Linked DNA regions of Homo sapiens: region 2 is linked to region 1. The links are chromatin loops, found by intact Hi-C in ENCODE. Cell type or tissue: HCT116. All regions are shown on one strand. Each heading gives the region's core, and the rest is flanking DNA. Links, peaks and the distances in the headings are about the cores only.

Evidence for each region. A loop is a pair of places that touch in the nucleus more often than their neighbours do. Peaks named below come from ENCODE experiments on the same cell type or tissue, not always from the same donor. Only the 100,000 strongest peaks of a DNase experiment are listed, where the experiment ranks them.
Region 2: it touches region 1 in a loop (6-fold over the local background); 58 of 110 quality-filtered maps call a loop at or near these places.

Annotation. Positions count from the first base shown.
Region 1 is chr3:196,497,161-196,507,320 of GRCh38, forward strand. RNF168 (ring finger protein 168) reads right to left here and starts at 6,608. Exons shown (of 6, transcript NM_152617.4): 1 at 5,713-6,608. The coding sequence starts at 6,013. It overlaps SMCO1 (single-pass membrane protein with coiled-coil domains 1), which reads right to left. Exons shown (of 3, transcript NM_001077657.3): 3 at 9,719-10,160. LOC105374306 (a long non-coding RNA gene) reads right to left here and starts at 4,892. Exons shown (of 2, transcript XR_924896.3): 1 at 3,274-4,892. LOC105374307 (a long non-coding RNA gene) reads left to right here and starts at 8,192. Exons shown (of 3, transcript XR_924897.3): 1 at 8,192-9,051; 2 at 9,167-9,271; 3 at 9,642-9,732. RefSeq lists enhancers at 4,718-5,402, 5,403-6,086, 5,738-5,807, 5,848-5,937 and a silencer at 6,558-6,857. In HCT116, for the core only: a CTCF peak has its summit at 5,937; DNase peaks (open chromatin) are centred at 5,731 and 6,651; H3K4me3 peaks cover 3,052 bases; H3K27ac peaks cover 2,632 bases.
Region 2 is chr3:196,248,391-196,258,550 of GRCh38, forward strand. It overlaps PCYT1A (phosphate cytidylyltransferase 1A, choline), which reads right to left. Exons shown (of 9, transcript NM_001312673.2): 3 at 9,398-9,497. Among named protein-coding and RNA genes, the nearest start is that of PCYT1A, 34 kb to the right of the region's middle. In HCT116, for the core only: a CTCF peak has its summit at 5,376 (motif pointing right); a DNase peak (open chromatin) is centred at 5,391.

The DNA of each region.
Region 1 (10,160 bases), core at 2,161-10,160:
GATTTACTCTAAAGTCACAGTAATCAAGACAGTGTGACACTAATATTAGAATCAACGGATCAATGAAATAGAATAGACCCACATTATTTTTTTTAAAAAGTCTTTTCAACAAAAGGTACAGAAATAACTGATACCCATATGGGAAAAAGTTAACCTCAACCCCCTAACTTATACAATATTCAAAATTAATTTGAAATGGATCAAAGACCTAAACATAAAAGTTAAAACTGGCCAGACACAGTGGCTCACACCTGTAATCCTCGCACTTTGGGAGGCCAAGGCAGGCGGATCACGAGGTCAGGACTTCAAGACCAGCCTGGCCAACATGGTGAAGCCCCATCTCTACAAAAAATACAAAAATTAGCCAGGCATGGTGGTGCGTGCCTGTAGTCCCAGCTACTCAGGAGGCTGAGGGAGGAGAATCGCTTGAACCTGGGAGGTGGAGGTTGCAGTGAGCCATCACGCCACTGCACTCCAGCCTGGGCGACACAACGAAATTCAGTCTCCAAAAAAAAAAGGTAAAACTATAAATCTTTTAGAAAAAAAAATAGCAATATCTTAGCCTGAAGGTAGCTAAAGGTTTCTTAGACCATAAAAAGCAATAAACTATAAAAGGAAAAATTTATGAGACTTCATGAAAATTAAGAATTTCAGCTCGTCAAAACAATTAAGAATATCTGGCAAAGTACCAGTATTCAAAATACATAAATAATGTCTACAACTGAATATAAACAATTTAGGGGAAAAAGAATTAAACAGACACTTTACAATGGAAGAGGGCAAAACTGTCAATAAGCACATGAAAAAGAACACTATCATTAGTTACCTGGAAATTGAAATTAAAACAAGATACTACTATCAATACAAATCAACTGGAATGGTTAAATCTAAAAAGACAGATAACATCAAAAGTTGGTAAGATGTACGGCAACCAGAACCTGTATGCTGTTGGTGGGATTACAAAATGACACAACCACTTTCGAAAAAGATCTGGTAGTTTCTTCTTTCTTTTTTTGAGATGGAGTCTCACTCTGTCACCGAGGCTAGAGTGCAGTGGCGCGATCTAGGCTCACTGCAACCTCTGCCTCCTGGGTTCAAGCAATTCTCTGCCTCAGCCTCCCGAGTGGCTGGTATTACAGGTGCCCGCCACCACACCCGGCTAATTTTTGTATTTTTAGTAGATGGGGTTTCAGCATCTTGGCCAGGCTGGTCTTGAACTCCTGACCTTGTGATCCACCCGCCTCGGCCTCCCAAAGTGCGTGAGCCACCATGCCTGGCAGGTAGTTTCTTATAAAAATATGTACCTATTCTACGTTGCGTAATTCCAGCTCCTAAGTATTTAACCAAAAAAACCCTGAAAACATAAGGCCACACATACACACACAGAGACACAAAAACTTGCACAAGAACCTTCTCAGCAACTTTATTCATAATATCCAAAACTGCAAGCAACTGAAGCACTGTATCAGTGGAGAATGGCCAATCATATACAGCATAGTCAATGGTGGAATAATACTTAAAAAACGAATATCTACACAAGAATAAATCTTGAGGCCAGGCGCGGTGGCTCATGCCTGTAATCCCAGCACTTTGGGAGGCCGAGGCGGGTGGATCACCTGAGGTCAGGAGTTCGACACCAGGCTGGGCAACATGGTGAAACCCCATCTCTACTAAAAATACAAAAATTAGCCAGGCATGGTGGTGCGTGCCTGTAATCCCAGCTACTTAGGAGGCTGAGGCAGGAGAATCACTTGAACCCAGGAGACGGAGGTTGCAGTGAGCCGAGATCCTGTCACTGCATTCCAGACTGGGTGACAGAACAAGACTGTCTCAAAAAAAAAAAAAGAATAAATCTTGAACCTTATGCTGAATAACCCCCCAAAAGATATGCTTAAGTCCTAACTCCCAGTAACTAAGAATGTGGTCTTAACTGGAAACAGGTTGTTACAGATATAATGGAGTTCATACAAAGAGTACAGAGCCTTTAATCCAATATAACTAGTGTCCTGGTAAAAAAAAAAGAGAGAGACACAGAGGAGACGGCCATGTAAAGACAGACACACCGGGAAACTCTACGTGCCAATGGAGGCAGAGACTGGAGTGACTCAGCTGCAAACCAGGAACACCATGGATTCCAGCCACACCAGAAGCTAAGGAGAAGGGCACGGAACAGATTCTCTCCCAGAGCCTTCAATGTACATGTCCCTGCTCCCTGCTAGCATCTTGGGTTTGGAGTTCTACTCTTCAGAACTGAGGGAGAATAAATTTCTGCTAAGTTCGTGGTACTTTGTTACAGTAGCCCTAGGAAATAAAAAGAATTCCATTTATATGAAGTTCCAGAACAGAAAAAACTCATCTATGGTGGATAAAAACTAAAACAGCCCGGACGCGGTGGCTCACGCTTGTAATCCCAGCACTTTTGGAGGCCAAGACAGGTGGATCACGAGGTCAAGAGATTGAGACCATCCTGACCAACACAGCAAAACCCCATCTCTACTAACAATACAAAAATTAGTTGGGTGTGGTGTCGCATGCCTGTAATCCCAGCTACTCAGGAGGCTGAGGCAGGAGAATGCCCACAACTCAAAAAAACAACCTGATTAAATGACAGGCAAAGTTGTGGCTTTTTCTGGGTTTTGGGAGAAAAACAGAAACAAAAAGAATGAATGAGCACAGGATTTGAATAGATATTTCATATTTTTCCGAAGATGATATACAAATGGCCAATAAATGCATGCAAAGATGCTCGCCATCCTTAGTCATTGGGGACATGCAAATAAAAACCACAATGGGATACCACCTCATACTCACCAGGATGGCTACTATCAAAACCCAGAAAATAGCAAGTGTTGGCGAGGGTGCAGAGAAACTGGACACCCACGCACTGTTGGTGGGAATGTAAAACGGTACAGTCACTGTGGAAAACAGTATGGCGGTTTCCAAAACCAATCACACATAGAATTACCATAGGATCTAGAAATTCCACTTCCAGGTATACACCCAAAAGAATAGAAAACAGGCCCCTGAACAGACATTTGTACACCCAAGTTCACACCAGCATTATTTCTAATAGCCGAGAAGTGGAAGCAAGCCAAGTGTCCACTGACAGAGGAACAGATTTCTTTTAATGTAGCATATACATACACTGGAACATTATTCAGCCTGGAAAAGAAGGGAATGCTGTCACATGCAGTATGGATGAACCTGGAAAACATTACGCTAGGTAAAACAGGCCAGACACAAAAGGACAAAACCTATGAAAATTCCACTTACAGGAGGTACCTAGAAGCAGTCGGGTTCACAGAAATGGAAAGGAGAACGGTGGTTGCCAGGGGATAGTAGGAGGGAGGAACGGTGAGCCTCAAGGGTGTGGAAATTCAGTTTGGGAGGATTAAAAAGTTCTGGAGATGGACGGTGGTGACGGATGCACAGCAGTGTGAACGGAGGCGATGCCACTGAACCATACAATTACAAACGGTTAAAATTTTCCTCCCTTCTTTCTAGTCAAAAACATTTTTAAGTGGTTAAAATGGTAATCTTGCTATATTTTACCACAATTTTTTTTTTTTGAAACGGAGTCTCGCTCTGTCTCCCAGGCTGGAGTGCGGTGGCGTGATCTCGGCTCACTGCAAGCTCCGCCTCCCGGGTTCACGCCATTCTCCGGCCTCAGCCTCCCGAGTAGCTGGGACTACAGGCGCGTGCCAACATGCCCGGCTAATTTTTTGTATTTTTAGTAGAGAGGGGGTTTCACCGTGTTAGCCAGGATGGTCTCGATCTCCTGACCTCGTGATCCGCCCGCCTCGGCCTCCCAAAGTGCTGGGATTACAGGCGTGAGCCGCCGCGCCCGGCCCCGCAATTTTTTGACACACAGAGTTAAGATACCAGTTCACATGTACTAGCATGGCACGGAAAATAACAAGTGTTGGTGAGGAAGTGAAGAAACTGGAAACTTCGTACTCTGCTAATGGAAATGTAAAATGGTACAGCCACTGTAGAAATCAATGTGGCAGTTCCTCAAAAAGCTAAACACAGAATTACCATAGGATCCAGCAATTCCACTCGTAGATATATAGACAAAAGAACTGAACACAGGTATTCAAACACATACTGGTACATAAATGTTCGTATCGCCAGTATTCAAATAACGAAAAGGTGAAAAAAACCAATGTCCAGCCAATGGATAAACAAAATGTAACAAGTATATCCGTAAAACAAATTATTATTCAGCCCGAAAAATGAAGTACTGATCCATGCCACACTGTACATGAACCTCAGAAACACGCTAAGTGAAATAAGCTAGACACACAAGATCCTATATTGCATGAGTCCCTTCTATGAAATACCTAGAATGGCCAGATTCATAGAGACAGAAAGTGGAATAGAAGGTGCCGAGGCTGGGGGGAAAGGTGAAATGGGGAGTCAGTGCCTCACGGTTAGAGTTTATCTGGGGTGATGAAAAGTTCTGGAAACAGTGGTGATGGTTACATTGTGAATGTAATTAATGCTATTGAATTGTACTTAAAAATGGTTAAAATGTCAGTTTGTTATATACATTTTGGACAATATTTTAAAAATAACGCAATATACCAAAAACCATTAAATTGCACACTTTTAAACATTTTACTGAATTTATGTTACCCAGACCGGCCTCAACTCCTGGGTTCAAGAGATCCTCCCACCTCCGCCTCCCAAAGCGCTGGGATTACAGCTGTGAGCCATCGCTCCCGGCCAACCGCACACTTTTAGTAGGTGAATTGTATGGTCTGCGAGCATTTGAATAAAGCTTTTTCTTTTAACTATTGTTTAAAAATGTTTAAAATGGCATTTTTTTACAATAAAATAAACGTATGTTTAAAAGGCAGGTACACATATAACTGTGACCAAAAAAAATTAGAAAAAAAAAAAAAAAAAAAAAAAAAAAGACCTGTCCACGAGAGAACGGAGACACCATATCCTAAGCCCAGACAGGAACCACCGCCCGGCTTATTGCTCACATTAGTGGAGGAAAGAGTCAAGGGTTCAGTTTGGGGCTCCTGAGTCTACCGGGTGCAGGGTTGAGTGATAAAAAAGCGACTTTAGCCTCGTCGCATGATTAGGAGAATCAAGAATTAAATGAATGGAGATGTATAGATAAGTAAATCAGAGGCCGGGCGCGGTGGCTCAAGCCTGTAATCCCAGCATTTTGGCAGGCCGAGGCGGGCGGATCCCTTGAGGTCAGGAGTTTGAGATCAGCCTGGCCAACATGGTGAAATCCCGTCTCTACTAAAAAACAGAAAAATTCCCCGGGCGTGATGGTGCACGCGTGTAACCCCAGCTACTCGGGAGGCTGAGGCAGGAGAATCGCTTGAAACCGGGAGGCGGAGGTTGCAGGGAGCCGAGATCGCGCCACTGCACTCCAGCCTGGAGGACGGAGCGAGATCCTGTCTCAAAAAAAAAAAAAAGAAGGCTCCAGACGGGCAATTCTTTAATTTTTAACACAACAAACACCCATCGAACACAGCGCGGGCATTTTGACAATGGACAAAATCTTGCCCTTGACTTTATAATCCATCGACATTTGGGGACCCATAAACCCCCTAACCTCTGAGAACTATTTAGACAAATACTAGTCGGGTTTTTTGGTTTGTTTTTACTTTTTAAATGGAAAAGTGATGATTCACCTTTTCAAAGACTTGCGGCTTTTGGCCAACAAACACGCCATGGTTTACTCACCCACTTCCTCTGATTCTTGGCCAGACGCTCTAAGCTTGCACTCCCTGGGATAGTGTTTTTGAATTATCGTCCACAGTTCCACGTTGACGAGAGAATTTCTTCGGGTATGGTACCGAGTCCACGACGATACCCGGCGGCGACAGAAGGGACAGCATAAACTCGCCTTTTCGACGGTCGACTGGAAGCACGGTTTACACAGCGTGTGGTTACACGGGAGGGTGACGGGCTCCACGAGGATTTCCATGCAGATCCCGCACTGGCACTCGGACAGCGAGGGGATGGCGTCTTTGGGTAGAGCCATTTCAATATGTTAGTAAAGCCGACTAAACAACGACACCTGCACGAAAAAGAATCCTATTTTCGGCCAACCACAGAGAGAGCAAAAGCAGTTTTGTGTTTCAGTATTATGCCCAGAAGCGTATCAGAATTCGGAGAACAGGAGCATCCAACACGTCTTGAAGCAAAAAGGCGCTCTCAGGGTCAGGCAAACAGGAATACCCCGGAGGGCGGCGTCTTTGTCCATTTTCAAGGCAAACGTCCCGCCAGCAAATAAATGCAGGTTTTCGTCGGAGGAGCCTGGCTGCTCCGCGGCATGAACACCGCGGCTGCGGCTCCCGGGGCAGCGAGGGGAACGCGCCAAGTCCTCTCCTCCCCTCACCCGGAAAGGATGCTCCGCTCAGCTCGGGGCAGCCGGGCCCCGGGACGCGGCTCCGGGAGGAAGCCCGGGCTCCGGCTGCAGCATAACTTCCGCTTTACCGCTGCTGCGGGGGAGACGCGCGACTCCCGTGTTCACCTTTCGGGCGCCTGGCGCAGTTTCCCAGAGCTCCGCGCCCCCGTCCCTCCTACGCAGCCAGAAACCCTATTCGTTGCGGCAGCGCAGCAGCCACCGGACAAGCGCTAGCAACGTCACAACCGCCCGCCAAAATCGCACTTCCCACCCAGAAAACTGCCCAAGGGCGAACGTTCCCGGGGCGGGACTTCCGGGGTCTGCGCGCCGCCCGCCCTCCCTCCCAGCCGGAGACGGTCCCGCCCTGGCGTCGCAGCCCCGCCTAGTGCAGCCTGGGTGGAGCCTGACCTTTCCCTGAGATTTCTGCGAGGCCTCAGACACCCCTGGTTTCTTGGTTTCTGGGTAGAAAAAGGGAAACCTCAAAACAAAATCAACAGCCAAACAAGGCCGGGTGCGGTGGCTCACGCCTGTAATCCCAGCACTTCGGGAGGCCGAGGCGGGCGGATCACCTGAGGTCAGGAGTTCAAGACCAGCCTGGCCAACATGGTGAAACCCCCGTCCTTACTAAAAATACAAAAATTAGCTGGGCATTGTGACAAGCTCCTGCAATTCCAGCTACTCAGGAGGCTGAGACAGGAGAATCGCTAAACCTGGGAGGCAGAGGCTGCAGTGAGCCGAGATTGTGCCACTGCACTCCAGCCTGGGGGACAGAGCAAAATTCCACCTCAAAAAATACAAATAAATAAATAGATAAAAGAATTGGGGTCTCACTGTTTTATCCAGGCTGGACTACAACTCCAGGGTTCCAGGGATTCTTTCGCCTCAGCCTCTGGAGTAGCTGGGTCTAGAGCTTGCAACTCCATAGCCAGCTCCGGACCTGCATTTTTTGAGGGAATCAATCAGTGTGAAGGAAGAGAAAAGAAAATCACTGTGCGTGAAAGCAGCCTTTAAGTTGTTTTGAGGCTGCTGAGAGCATTCAGGCTGGGTAGGGGATGGTTTCCAGGTTGAGAACAACGAGGAGACATCGGTCGTTGGTAGAAGTCTTTGGGAACTTTCATTTCAATGTGGGTTCAGAAACCTGTTATTGTCTGTGATAGCTCACACCTGTAGTCCCAGCACTTTGGAAGGCCAAGGCGGGAAGATCAGTGGAGCCCAGGAGTTCAGGTCCAGCCTGGGCAACATAGTGAGACCCTGTCTCTACAAAAAATAAAAAAATTAACTCGGTGTGCTGGCTCACACTTATACTCTCAGCTACTCTGGTGGCTGAGGTGGGAGGATCACTTGAGCCCAGGAGGTCAAGGCTGCAGTGAACAGTGATCGTACCACTGCACCCCAGCCTGGGTGACAGGGCAAGACCCTGTCTCAAAAAAAAGAAAAAAAAAAGAAACCTGGGACTGTCATCTGGTTGTCTACAGTAACAGTACCTTAGCTTGGAATTTCAGGCTTGTTTTTTGTTCGTTTGTTTGTTTTTTTGAGATGGCTCCTCATTCTGTTGCCCAGGTTGGAGTGCAGTGGTTTGATCTCAGCTTACTGCAACCTCCACCTCCTGGGTTCAAGCGATTCTCATGCCTCAGCCTCCCGAGTAGCTGCAATTACAGGCGCGTGCCTTGTAATACCACGTGCATTGTAATACCACGCCTGGCAAATTTTTGTATTCTTAGTAGAGATGGGGTTTCACCATGTTGGCCATGCTGGTCTCGAACTCCTGACCTCAGGTGATCCACCGGCCTTGGCCTTCCAAAGTGCTGGGATTACAGGCGTGAGCCACTGCACCTGGCCTTCAGGCTTCCTAATATGTCCACAACCTGCTTTTCCCATCGAATCTCCCATTATTCTTTTAAACATGCAACTATGATTTATTCTCTGTCATCCAAACGTTTTGCTTTCATGACATTGCTTTCTCGGTTCATCCTAAATGGGTTGCTTTGTGGCTGTGCCTACTTCAAACACCAATTTAATGCAGTTGGGCCAGGCACGGTGGCTCATGCCTGTAATCCCAGCACTTTGGGAGGCCAAGGAGGGCGGATCACAAGGTCAGGAGTTCGAGACCAGCCTGACCAACATGTTGAAACTCAGTCTCTACTAAAAATACAAAAATTAGCTGGGCATGGTGGCAGGTGCCTGTAATCCCAGCTAGTCGGGAGGCTGAGGCAGAAGAATTGCTTGAACCCGGGAGGCAGAGGTTGCAGTGAGGCCAGATTGCACCACTGCACTCCAGCCTGGGTTGACAGAGCAAGACTCCGTCTCGAAAAAAAAAAAAATTAATTCACTTCTTCCAGAGTGCACTTTTATGTGCAATTTAATGCACTCCCCACCACCAGTAATGCCCCTTTTCTAAACTCACCCAGTCATATATTGCCCAGTGATACTGATTTTTATTGCAGTTTTACTATTGAACTCCTGTATTTTGATTTCTATCTTCAGGTGCTTATGTCTTGTGTAATGGATATATTTCATGTACTTCCTCAGATTTCCTTCACTTTGTTTGCTTTCTGTACCCATAATCACTTGCTCTTTTTGGGGCTCACCAGTTGCATTTCCGGAATCTCTGGCTTCTCCTGCCACTTCTGAACAATGCAGGAGCTGACTTCTCAGAGGCTGCTAGGGCCTCGGTAATGCATGCTGGGAGGGTGGGGGGGTCACTCCCCATGGAGTAACTTTCACCAATTGAAACCAGTGGACTGACCGAGCACAATACTTAAATTCCCTTTTCTTCTTCCTTCCAAGGATGGTTTCTCCAGTGTGTCTGGAGACAGGCAAGACTGAGGGAGTGTGCCTGCTGAAAAAGCTGCTGTGTCTCTTGTGGCTCATTTTCAAGGAGGGGACAGCAAGGTAACACATCACCATGTATTACTTCACATCCTTCTCTACCTAACTTCCTTCCAGCTTTCTTCACTCTGGCTGTCCTGAATTTGTACCTCCCAAATAAAGCATCGGCACTTAATCTTTACCTCGAGGGCAGGATCCACATTTTTAATGTTTCTGTTATCCACAGTACCTAGTACATGGCATTTGGTATTCGATAAATATTATAAATAAATGGTCAAGATGTAAGAATCTCCTTTCTGGTATAAATAACTATGGTACTTCATTAGAGAACAAATACACATTAAGATACAATTTATAGGATCTCATGATGTATATTTTAGGTGTTTTTGTTTTAATTTATGAAAATAGAGATGAGGTCTCACTATTGTTACAGCTCTTACTCCCGAATTTGATGAGTTCTGAGTTGTTGTCCCATGACTGAGAAGAATGAGGTACACGGACACTGGAGAGTGAGTAAGGCAAAGTAGAATTTATTGAGTGACAGAACGGCTCTTGGCAGTGAGAGGGGACCCGAAGGTGGGTTGCTGGCCACGAGCCTGAGTCTATGGGTTTTTGTGGGCTAGAAATGGGCAAGTGCATGCTGATTGGTCTGTGGCTATGCTTGACAAAGCACCATTCAGAAATAGGCACGATAGTGTAGAGGACCAATCGCGGAAGGGTAGGTATGTATAAAATAGGTGAAGGGTAAGGACCAATCAGGAGAGAGGGTGCCAGACGAGAATGGGAGCTCTCAGTCTGGCTCATGGATTTATCCAGAACTCATAGCTTGGTTTTCAGGCTTTAGACTGTCCTTGGCTTGAAGGTTGAGTTTCACCAGGGACCCCTCCCTGTCTGCCTAGGAATTTACCTGCCTCCTATTGCTATCACTGTGTTGCCCAGGCTGGTCTGAAAC
Region 2 (10,160 bases), core at 1,120-9,119, 250 kb before region 1:
AGGCCGAGTCTCACTCTGTCACCCAGGCTGGAGTGCAGTGGCGTGATCTCGGCTCACTGCAACTTCCGCCTCCTGGGTTCAAGTGATTCTCCTGCCTCAGCCTCCCAAGCAGCTGGGATTACAGGTGCATGTCATCACGCCTGCCTAATTTTTGTGTTTTTAGTAGAGATGGGGTTTTTCCTTGTTGGCCAGGCTGGTCTCGAATTCCTGGTCTCAAATGACCCGCCAGCCTCAGCCTCCCAAAGTGCTGGGATTACAGGTGTGAACCACCATGCCAAGCCACAAAAATACATTGATTCGATATCTTGTACTTGGCAAATGGAACTGGCTCTGTGTGACAGTTCCATGACTGTATACTCCTTTCTTTTTTTTTATTTTTTTCTTGAGACGGAATCTCGCTCCATCACCCAGACTGGAGTGCAGTGGCACGATCTCGGCTCACTACAACCTGCAACTCCCGGATTCAAGCGACTCTCCTGCCTCCGCCTCCTGAGTAGCTGGAACTACAGGCGCCCACCACCAAGCCCAGCTAATTTTTTGTATTATTTTTTAGTAGAGATGGGGTTTCACAGTGTTAGACAGGATGGTCTCGATCTCCTGACCTCGTGATCCACCCGCCTAAGCCTCCCAAAGTGCTGGGATTACAGGTGTGAGCAACCGCGCCCGGCCCAACTGCATACTCCTTTCTTTAGGTGTTCTCTGGGTATTCACCCTGATTTTAGGGGTAGGTTGGGTTATGAAAAATGACTATAAAGACCTTTTCATTTTTTTTTTGAGACAGGGTCTCACTCTGTCATCCAGCCTGGAGTGCACTGATGTGGTCACAGCTCACGGCAGCCTTGACCTCCTGGGCTCAAGTGATCCTCCCATCTCAGCCTCCCAAGTAGATGGGACCACAGATGGACACCACCATGCCCAGCTAATTTTTTTTTTTTTTTTTTGTAGAGACCATGTTGCCCAGGCTGGTCTCGAACTCCTGGACTCAAGCAATCCCACCTTGGCCTCCCAAAATGCTGGGATTCCAGGTGTGAGCCACCATGCTCAGCCTATAAAGAGATTTTTGACATCATCATCTGCACTAACTGCCTCTGTTAGCCTGGTTGTACCAAACTTTTCAGGCACAACAAATAACAGAGAACTGTCAACTTAGAAGCCAGGAAATGATTTCCCGGGGAACAAGACTAATTCCAAAGTGAAATAAACATTAAAAACAGAATCAGCATAATGGTCCATCATGCTTTAAATAATAAATCTAAGGAGTCCATGTAACTTATTCCCTTTCTGTGAATAAAGGAAGAGCTATTTTACTGCAGCAGAAACTGACAGGAGCATTTACATCATTTGGGAAAGATAGGTCAAAGTGTCATCAGATACACTATGCTGAGGTTGAGGATCAGATACACCATGCCGAGGCTGAGGACCAGATACACTATGCTGAGGCTGAGGACCAGATACACTATGCTGAGGCTGAGGACCAGATACACTATGCTGAGGCTGAGGACCAGATACACTATGCTGAGGCTGAGGACCAGATACACTATACTGAGGCTGAGGACCAGATACACCATGCTGAGGTTGAGTACCACATACACTATGCTGAGGATCAGGTACACCATGCCGAGGCTGAGGACCAGATACACCATGCCGAGGCTGAGGACCAGATACACCATGCCGAGGCTGAGGACCAGATACACCATGCCGAGGCTGAGGACCAGGTACACCATGCCGAGGCTGAGGACCAGGTACACCATGCCGAGGCTGAGGACCAGGTACACCATGCCGAGGCTGAGGACCAGGTACACCATGCCGAGGCAGAGGACCAGGTACACCATGCCGAGGCTGAGGACCAGGTACACCATGCCGAGGCTGAGGACCAGATACACCATGCCGAGGCGAGGACCAGATACACTATGCTGAGGCTGAGGATCAGATACACTATGCTGAGGATCAGATACACTATGCTGAGGCTGAGGATCAGATACACTATGCTGAGGCTGAGGACCAGATACACTATGCTGAGGCTGAGGATCAGATACACTATGCTGAGGATCAGATACACTATGCTGAGGCTGAGGATCAGATACACTATGCTGAGGCTGAGGACCAGATACACTATGCTGAGGACCAGATACACTATGCTGAGGCTGAGGATCAGATACACTATGCTGAGGTTGAGGACCAGATACACTATGCTGAGGCTGAGGATCAGATACACTATGCTGAGGACCAGATACACTATGCTGAGGCTGAGGATCAGATACACTATGTTGAGGTTGAGGATCAGATACACCATGCTGAGGTTGAGGATCAGATACACTATGCTGAGGCTGAGGATCAGATACACTATGCTGAGGCTGAGGATCAGATATATTATGCCGAGGTTGAGGACCAGATACACTATGCTGAGGATCAGATACACTATGCTGAGGTTGAGGACCAGATACACTATGCTGAGGATCAGATACACCATGCTGAGGTTGAGGATCAGATACACTATGCTGAGGCTGAGGACCAGATACACCATGCTGAGGCTGAGGACCAGATACACTATGCTGAGGATCAGATACACTATGCTGAGGTTGAGGACCAGATACCCTATGCTGAGGCTGAGGACCAGATACACCATGCTGAGGCTGAGGACCAGATACACCATGCTGAGGCTGAGGACCAGATACACCATGCTGAGGCTGAGGACCAGATACACCATGCTGAGGCTGAGGATCAGATACACCATGCTGAGGCTGAGGACCAGATACACCATGCTGAGGCTGAGGATCACATACACCATGCTGAGGCTGAGGACCAGATACACCATGCTGAGGCTGAGGACCAGATACACCATGCTGAGGCTGAGGACCAGATACACCATGCTGAGGTTGAGGACCAGATACACCATGCTGAGGTTGAGGATCAGATACACTATGCTGAGGCTGAGGACCAGATACACTATGCTGAGGCTGAGGATCAGATACACCATGCTGAGGTTGAGGATCAGATACATCTCCTTCCTGTCTTCAGGGCAATGAATGAAGGAGAAGGAAAGTAGTTCTCAGGAGGTTTATGAATTTTTGTTTTCAAAAAGCTTTACTCATAAATAAGTAGATTTTAAACCAAGAAATCATACACTGCTGAAAGGAGTATCAGCAACTTTCAAGAAGGGCAATTAGGTCGTATCTATCAAAAGACAAACGACAAATGCTTATAGCTGTGGCCCAGCTTTTCTAATTCTGGGAATTATCTCACAGTAAATATAGATGTTATTCATTGCAGTACTGTTTATAATAGCAACAGTCAGGAAACGACCTACATTTCAACGGAAGATTGAATATAGCATAATACACCCACTAAAAGGTGGGAGGATATATAAACAATTTACTTAGATATTCACAGAAATGGGTAATATTGGTGGCCTGTTATAGGGATACCAGGTGGCTGTGAGACAGGTCTTGAGAGGGAGACATTTTACTTTATGCCCTTTTTGTATTTTATGGATATTAAACTGTGGGAATGTATTGATTTCACTTGATTTGATTTTTTGAGACAGGGTCTGGCTCTGTCACCCTGGCTGGAGTGCAGTGGCATGGTCTCAGATCACTGAAACCTCCACCTCCCAGGCTCAAATGATCCTCCCGCCTCAGCCTCCCGAGAAGCTGGGACTACAGCGCACACCACCACGCCCCGCTGACTACAGCGCACCCCGCCACGCCCCGCAGACTACAGCGCACCCCGCCACGCCCCACTGGCTACAGTGCACACCGCCACGCCCCACTGGCTACAGCGCACACCACTACGCTCAGCTGATTTTTGTATTTTTTGTACAGATGGGGTTTCACATGTTGCCCAAGCTAGTTGTATTTTTATTTATTTATTTATTTGAGATGGAGTCTTGCTCTGTTGCCCAGGCTGGAGTGTGGTGACATGATCTAGGCTCACTGCAACCTCTGCCTCCTGGGTTCAAGTGACTATCCTGCCTCAGCCTCCCAAGTCACTGGGATTACAGGCGAAAGCCACCAAGCCGGGATAATTTTTGTATTTTTATATTCGTATCCCATGTTGGCCAGGCTGGTCTCAATTTCCTGACCTCAAGTGATCTGCCCGCCTTGGCCTCCCGAAGTTCTGGGATTACGGGCGTGAGCCACCATGCCCAGCCCAGGCTGGTTGTATTGATTTTATAATACAGGAAATAAAAATTTTAAATTAAATATACCAATCCAATGAAAAACTAAGAATTAATTAATGGATTTAAGAGTCAGAAAGGTCATAGCTCAAGCTTTGACCAAGCTTTCCAACCAGCTTTCTTCCTCTGTAACCTTAACTTCCTTATGCCTCAGTTTTCTCATCTATGAGAGAAAGCAGGCTGGGTACAGTAGCTCACACCTGTAATTCCAGCACCTTGGGAGACCAAGGTAGGAGGACTGCTTGAGCCCAGGAGTCTGAGACCAGCCTGGGCAACACAGTGAAACCCTATCTCTATTAAAATTATTTTTTACTGCCAGCATGTGTCAACTAAAAAAAAAGAAGAAAAAAATATTTTTAAAAAGATAATTTTTAATAAGACAAAGCAAAATAAAACAAAATTTGAGCATATAATCCCCCTTCTATGTCCCAGAAATCACTGCATTGGCTCTATGCCTATTAAAAAATAATACATTAAAAAGATTTTTGGGCCGGGCACAGTGGCTCACGCCTGTAATCCCAGCACTTTGGGAGGCCAAGGCAGGTGGATCACCTGAGGTCAGCAGTTGAGGCCAGCCTGGCCAACATGGTGAAACCCTGTGTCTACTAAAAATACAAAAATTAGCTGGGTATGGTGGTGGGCGCCTGTAATCCCAGCTACTCGGGAGGCTGAGGCAGGAGAATCTCTTGAACCCAGGAGGCAGAGGTTGCAGTGAGCTGAGATCGCGCCACTGCACTCCAGCCTGCGAGACAGAGCAAGACTCTGTCTCAAAAAAAAAAAAAATTGAAGTATCCCAGAAGTCACGTCCATGAAGTAACTAACATAGTTCCATTTTCCCTAAACAAGTCCAGAGGGGCTATGATCTCACACTATTCGATCCTGAAACACAAGGGATAGAATATACAAATGAAGACTACTTTGTTGTTTCTTTGCTACTAGACAGCATACAGCAGGGAAATTTTGCTCAAGAAACACATTGCCTGGATGGTGGCAATAGCACAGAATGCTGTTGATCAAGTGGCTGCTTGCAGCACAGCTAATCATCCTATGTTAGGCCAAGTAGATCACTGAACCTTTTCTCAGACCAATCCCAGATGCGCCTCTTGCTCTCTCCAGTGCTTCCCCAGCCTACCAACATCTCAACTGGCCACCATTCCATCCCAAGTCTTTGGCAAACCCAGGCTGATATATTAACCAAACGGCCAGAAGGGGTCACTGTTGAACTAGTCTGGGAAGAAAGCTAGCGTTAGCCATTCTTTTACCAAGTGGCTATTGGCCAGGATAAACACACCCCTGATTTAATGTATGTTATAGTATATATAATCATATTTATATAAATTATATACTTTTAATATAATTTTTCCTGTTTCTATTATATAATGTACTATATAATACATATTTAATATCATTTATATATTATGCATATATTACATATGTATATATGTTATATAGATAGATAGATAGATTTTTTTTTTTTGAGACGGAGTCTCACTCTGTCGCCCAGGCTAGAGTGCAGTGACGTGACCTAGGCTCACTGCAACCTCTGCCTCCCAGGCTCAAGTGATTCTCCTGTCTCAGCCTCCTGAATAGCTGGGATTACAGGTGTGTGCCACCACGCCTGGCTAATTTTTTATATTTTTAGTAGAGACGGGGTTTCACCATGTTAGCCAGGATGGTCTCGATCTCCTGACCTTATGATCCACCCACCTCAGCTTTCCAAAGTGCTGGGATTACAGGTGTGAGTCACTGTACCTGGCCTATATATATATTTTTTTAATTTTTATTTATGTATTTATTTATTTTTTAAGATAGGGTCTCTGTCACCCAGGCTGAAGTGCAGTGGTGCAATCATGACTTGCCGTGGTCTAGACCTCCTGGGCTCAAACAATCCTCTCACCTCAGCCTCCTGAGTGGCTGGGACTATAGATGCACACCACCACACCTGGCTAATTATTAAAATTTTTGTAGAGATGGGATCTCACTGTATTGCCCAGGCTGGCCTTGAATTCCTAGCCTCAAGCAATCCTTCTGCCTTGGCCTCCCAAAGTGCTGGGATTATAGGCATGAGCCACCACACTCAACCTCTGTATATTATTAACAGCAACTCCCTTTCATGCTCAAAACCGTCCTGATTTGGATGATAAATTATATGGTTTATGTGGGTTATGAATTATACGCTGCACCACTGGTGACTAAGTAACCATATGTCCTCCTTTAGGCAGAAGAAACCTGGGTTTCAGTTAATGATCTCTTTTGATAGATTTACTCTCCCAAATACCTACCACCGAAACATTCTGTTCCTAACATTTCCATTGCCCTTCACACTCTCCCTTTTCCTTCCTTTCTCTGAGTTAAACATATTGCTGATTTTTTTCATCTCCCAAAAGATTCCTAGAGCTGACCTTCTTGTCTCTCAAATCATATTTGTTTTTCTCTAAGTAGAGAATCTTCTCCTAGATTATACAACCTCCCTCGTAAAAACCTGGGGAGCAGGAGGGAGGTGTTGAAACTTCACTAGAGCAGGTGCATTCTTTATTGCTTTATTCCTTGTCCTGCACTGGCATGAATGCAGTTACCTACTTGGTGATTTAACATAAAACAGTCAGACAAAATGAGATCTAAGAGAAAAACCAGAGTTCAAATTAAGCTGGCAAATTTATAGGCTAATTTGTGGCTGTTTGTTCCACCAAAAATACAATTATTTTGCTGAAGGCCTTCTATTCTAATGCTTACAATGAGTAGCACCATTCCCGGGTGAGGTTTGAGCTGCAATTCTATTCCACTAATCATCCGTTTTACTGTAGGGGAAGCCTTCGCTTCTTGGTTACTATGGACCTTAATTGCTTTATGTACTTAATGAAGAAACTATAAAGTAGATAATCTTGAAAATGACTTATTTGTAAAATCCTATAATTCTAAAATTAAAAACAATTATACCAGTCAGGACTTGTTAATTATAAGCTTTAAAACTTGGAAACAGGCCCGGCACGGTGGCTCACTCCTGTAATCCCAGCTACTTGGGAGGCTGAGATTTGAGAACTGCTTGAACCCAGAAGGGAAATGTTGCAGTGAGCTGAGATCACACCACCGCACTCCAGCCTGGTTGACAAGCGAGACTCTGTCTCAAAAACAAAACAAAACAAAAGATCAACTTGGAAACAGTACACATATTTTCAAATTTTATGTACCACAAATGATATATAGACAAATTAGCAACAAACTGGATAATGCAACCCATCAGATCAAATCTAAATGAATAGCTGATTGTAAATGTGTGTCATTAGAGAGTATGTAAAAAGTTCTTGCTTTCAATAGCCTCTACTATCACATCTGAATGTGAACCCTGAACTATCTTCTGGCGTTTTGAAGTTAGACCTGGCTACCATTACACAATCCATAGTCTCTGGTTTTCTTTGTCATTTTACCCTGCCTCCAGGAGCCTACCTATTACCCAAATAAGGGAAGCCAAACTCAAAAATCTTATCATGAATCAGAAGGTTGTGATCAATATGAACTATATCTACACATTTTTTCAAAAGGAAAGGATTCTCTGGAATTAGCCTCTTTTTTGTTGAGGACCCCAAACCCACAATACATATACCCAAGATAAGGCCAAAGGATAGGTGTTAAAATTCCCGGCATTGGCCGGCGCGGTGGCTCACGCCTGCAATCCCAGCACTTTGGGAGGCTGAGGTGGGTGGATCACGAGGTCAGGAGTTCGAGGCCAGCCTGGCCAACATGGTGAAACCCCGTCTCTACTAAAAATACAAAAATTAGCCAGGCGTGGTGGTGCACACCTGTAATCCCAGCTACTCGGGAGGCTGGGGCAGAAGAATTGCTTGAACCCGGGAGGAGGAGGTTGCACTGAGCCAAGATTGTGCCACTGCATGCCAGCCTGGGCAACAGAGTGAGACTCTGCCTCAAAAGAAAAAAAAATTTCCCAGTATGACACTGTACATCACTTCTATTTGTTTTTTGTTTGTTTGTTTTGAGACAGGGTCTCGCTCTGTCACCCAGGCTGGAGTACAGTGGCATGATCTCAGCTCACTGCAATCTCTGCCTCCCAGGTTCACATAATTCTCGTGCCTTAGCCTCCCGAGTAGCTGGGACTACAGGTGCCCACCACCACGCCCAGCTAACTTTTGTATTTTTAGTAGAGAAGGGGTTTCACCATGTTAACCAGGCTGGTCTCGAACTCCTGACATCAAGTGATGATCTGCCCGCCTTGGTGTCCAAAGTGCTGGGATTACAGGTGTGAGCCACCACTCCTGGCCCACTTCTATTTGTATTTCACTGTTCTTCAGTTACTACAGAGAGCAAACATACCAACACAATTAAGAAGTAACCACAAATATACTGTATATGCTGCAAATGCACAGATTTGTGGCTATAAATCCCTCTTATTCCCTGGTGTCTGTCTGAGTCTTAGTTCAGTCCTATATTTACAGGGTAGAGAGAACACTTAGTAATCAGAAGAAGTGAAAAAGGATTGGAAAAAAAGGGAGAATTGGGGAATTTACAGAGAAGAAAGAATATTTGCCTATAGGACTTTGTATTCATAACAAATGCTCTTGGAAGTTTCTTTTTATAATGATCTCTAAAACCAATTGCCCCACATAAGAAAAGCATCTCGAATATATATTAGTAATTTATGTGTCAAAAACTGCTAATTAATTATGTAAATTAAGCATGCAAATAAAGAGCAAGGGCTTTGAAAATAAAGTATTTTTTAAAACCTGGAAAATTATAATATCAGTAAAAATAAAATTAAGTGACGAGCATCTCCCAACTTGGGATATTTTTGTCCTCTATCAATCGGCAGCATCATAGCCAGCTGACAGAACGTAGAGAGGTGGTGGGGAATTCTGAAGGCTATGAAGAATGTGACACCCTGACACATGATTTGGACTTTATAGAAATAGATAAGATCATAACTCAGCTCAAGCTAATATAATATCATATTGTTTCTGTTTTACTGTATCTCACAGCTACAACAGCAGCCCAGGAAACAGGTGCATAATAATAAGAAAAAAAATGAAAGTTTATGGAGTGGAGTTACCCTTCTAAATAGAACATCAAGACAGGTGAGAAGAACCCCTTCGCTGCTGGCCTTTGCAAGTAAACAGAGGGCAGTATATAGAGAGCAGGTGTGTATTTGATAAAGACAATGGAATGCTAAAAACAATAGTCAAACAACAAATTAAGAAGGTATTTACTTACAAGGAGTTCCTCTGCTGGCTTCTTCCATAGTTACCCTGACATAGGGCTTACTAAAGTCAACTTCAATTTCATCAGAAAAAGGAGCTGGTTGCCGTAAGCCCTTAAGAAATGGAAAGTGAAGGAAAAGAAAGTTCAACTCAATGGCATACACTGTAATACTAAAAAAAAAAAAGATGAGAGAAAGGAGATTGATCTCTCTATTATAGATGGCTTCGTTTAAGAGATTTCGTTATTCCCGCCTGTAATCCCAGCACTTTGGGAGGCCGAGGTGGGTGGATCATGAGGTCAGGAGATTGAGACAATCCTGGCTAACATGGTGAAACCAGGTCTCTACTAAAGATACAGAAAATTAGCCTGGTGTGGTGGCAGGCACCTGTAATCCCAGCTACTCAGGAGGCTGAGGCAGGAGAATCGCTTGAACCCGGGAGGCAGAGGTTGCAGTGAGCCAAGATCAGACCATTGCACTCCAGCCTAGCCCACAGGGCAAGACTCCACCTCAAAAAAAAAAAAAAAAGAGTTTTTGTTATTCCTATGTATTTTATTCTACTTGATGCTGTTGTGAATGGAATTGTTTTCTGAATTTTATTTTTGGATTGTTCCTTGATATTATGTAACAGTGCAATTGATTTGTATTTGTGTTTGTGTAACTGAAATTTTCTGTATATTGATCTTATGTCCTATAACTTTGCTAAAGTTAATTATCAGTTCTAGTATCCGTTGTTGTTTCATGGATTCCTTAGCATTTTCTACATATAATATCATG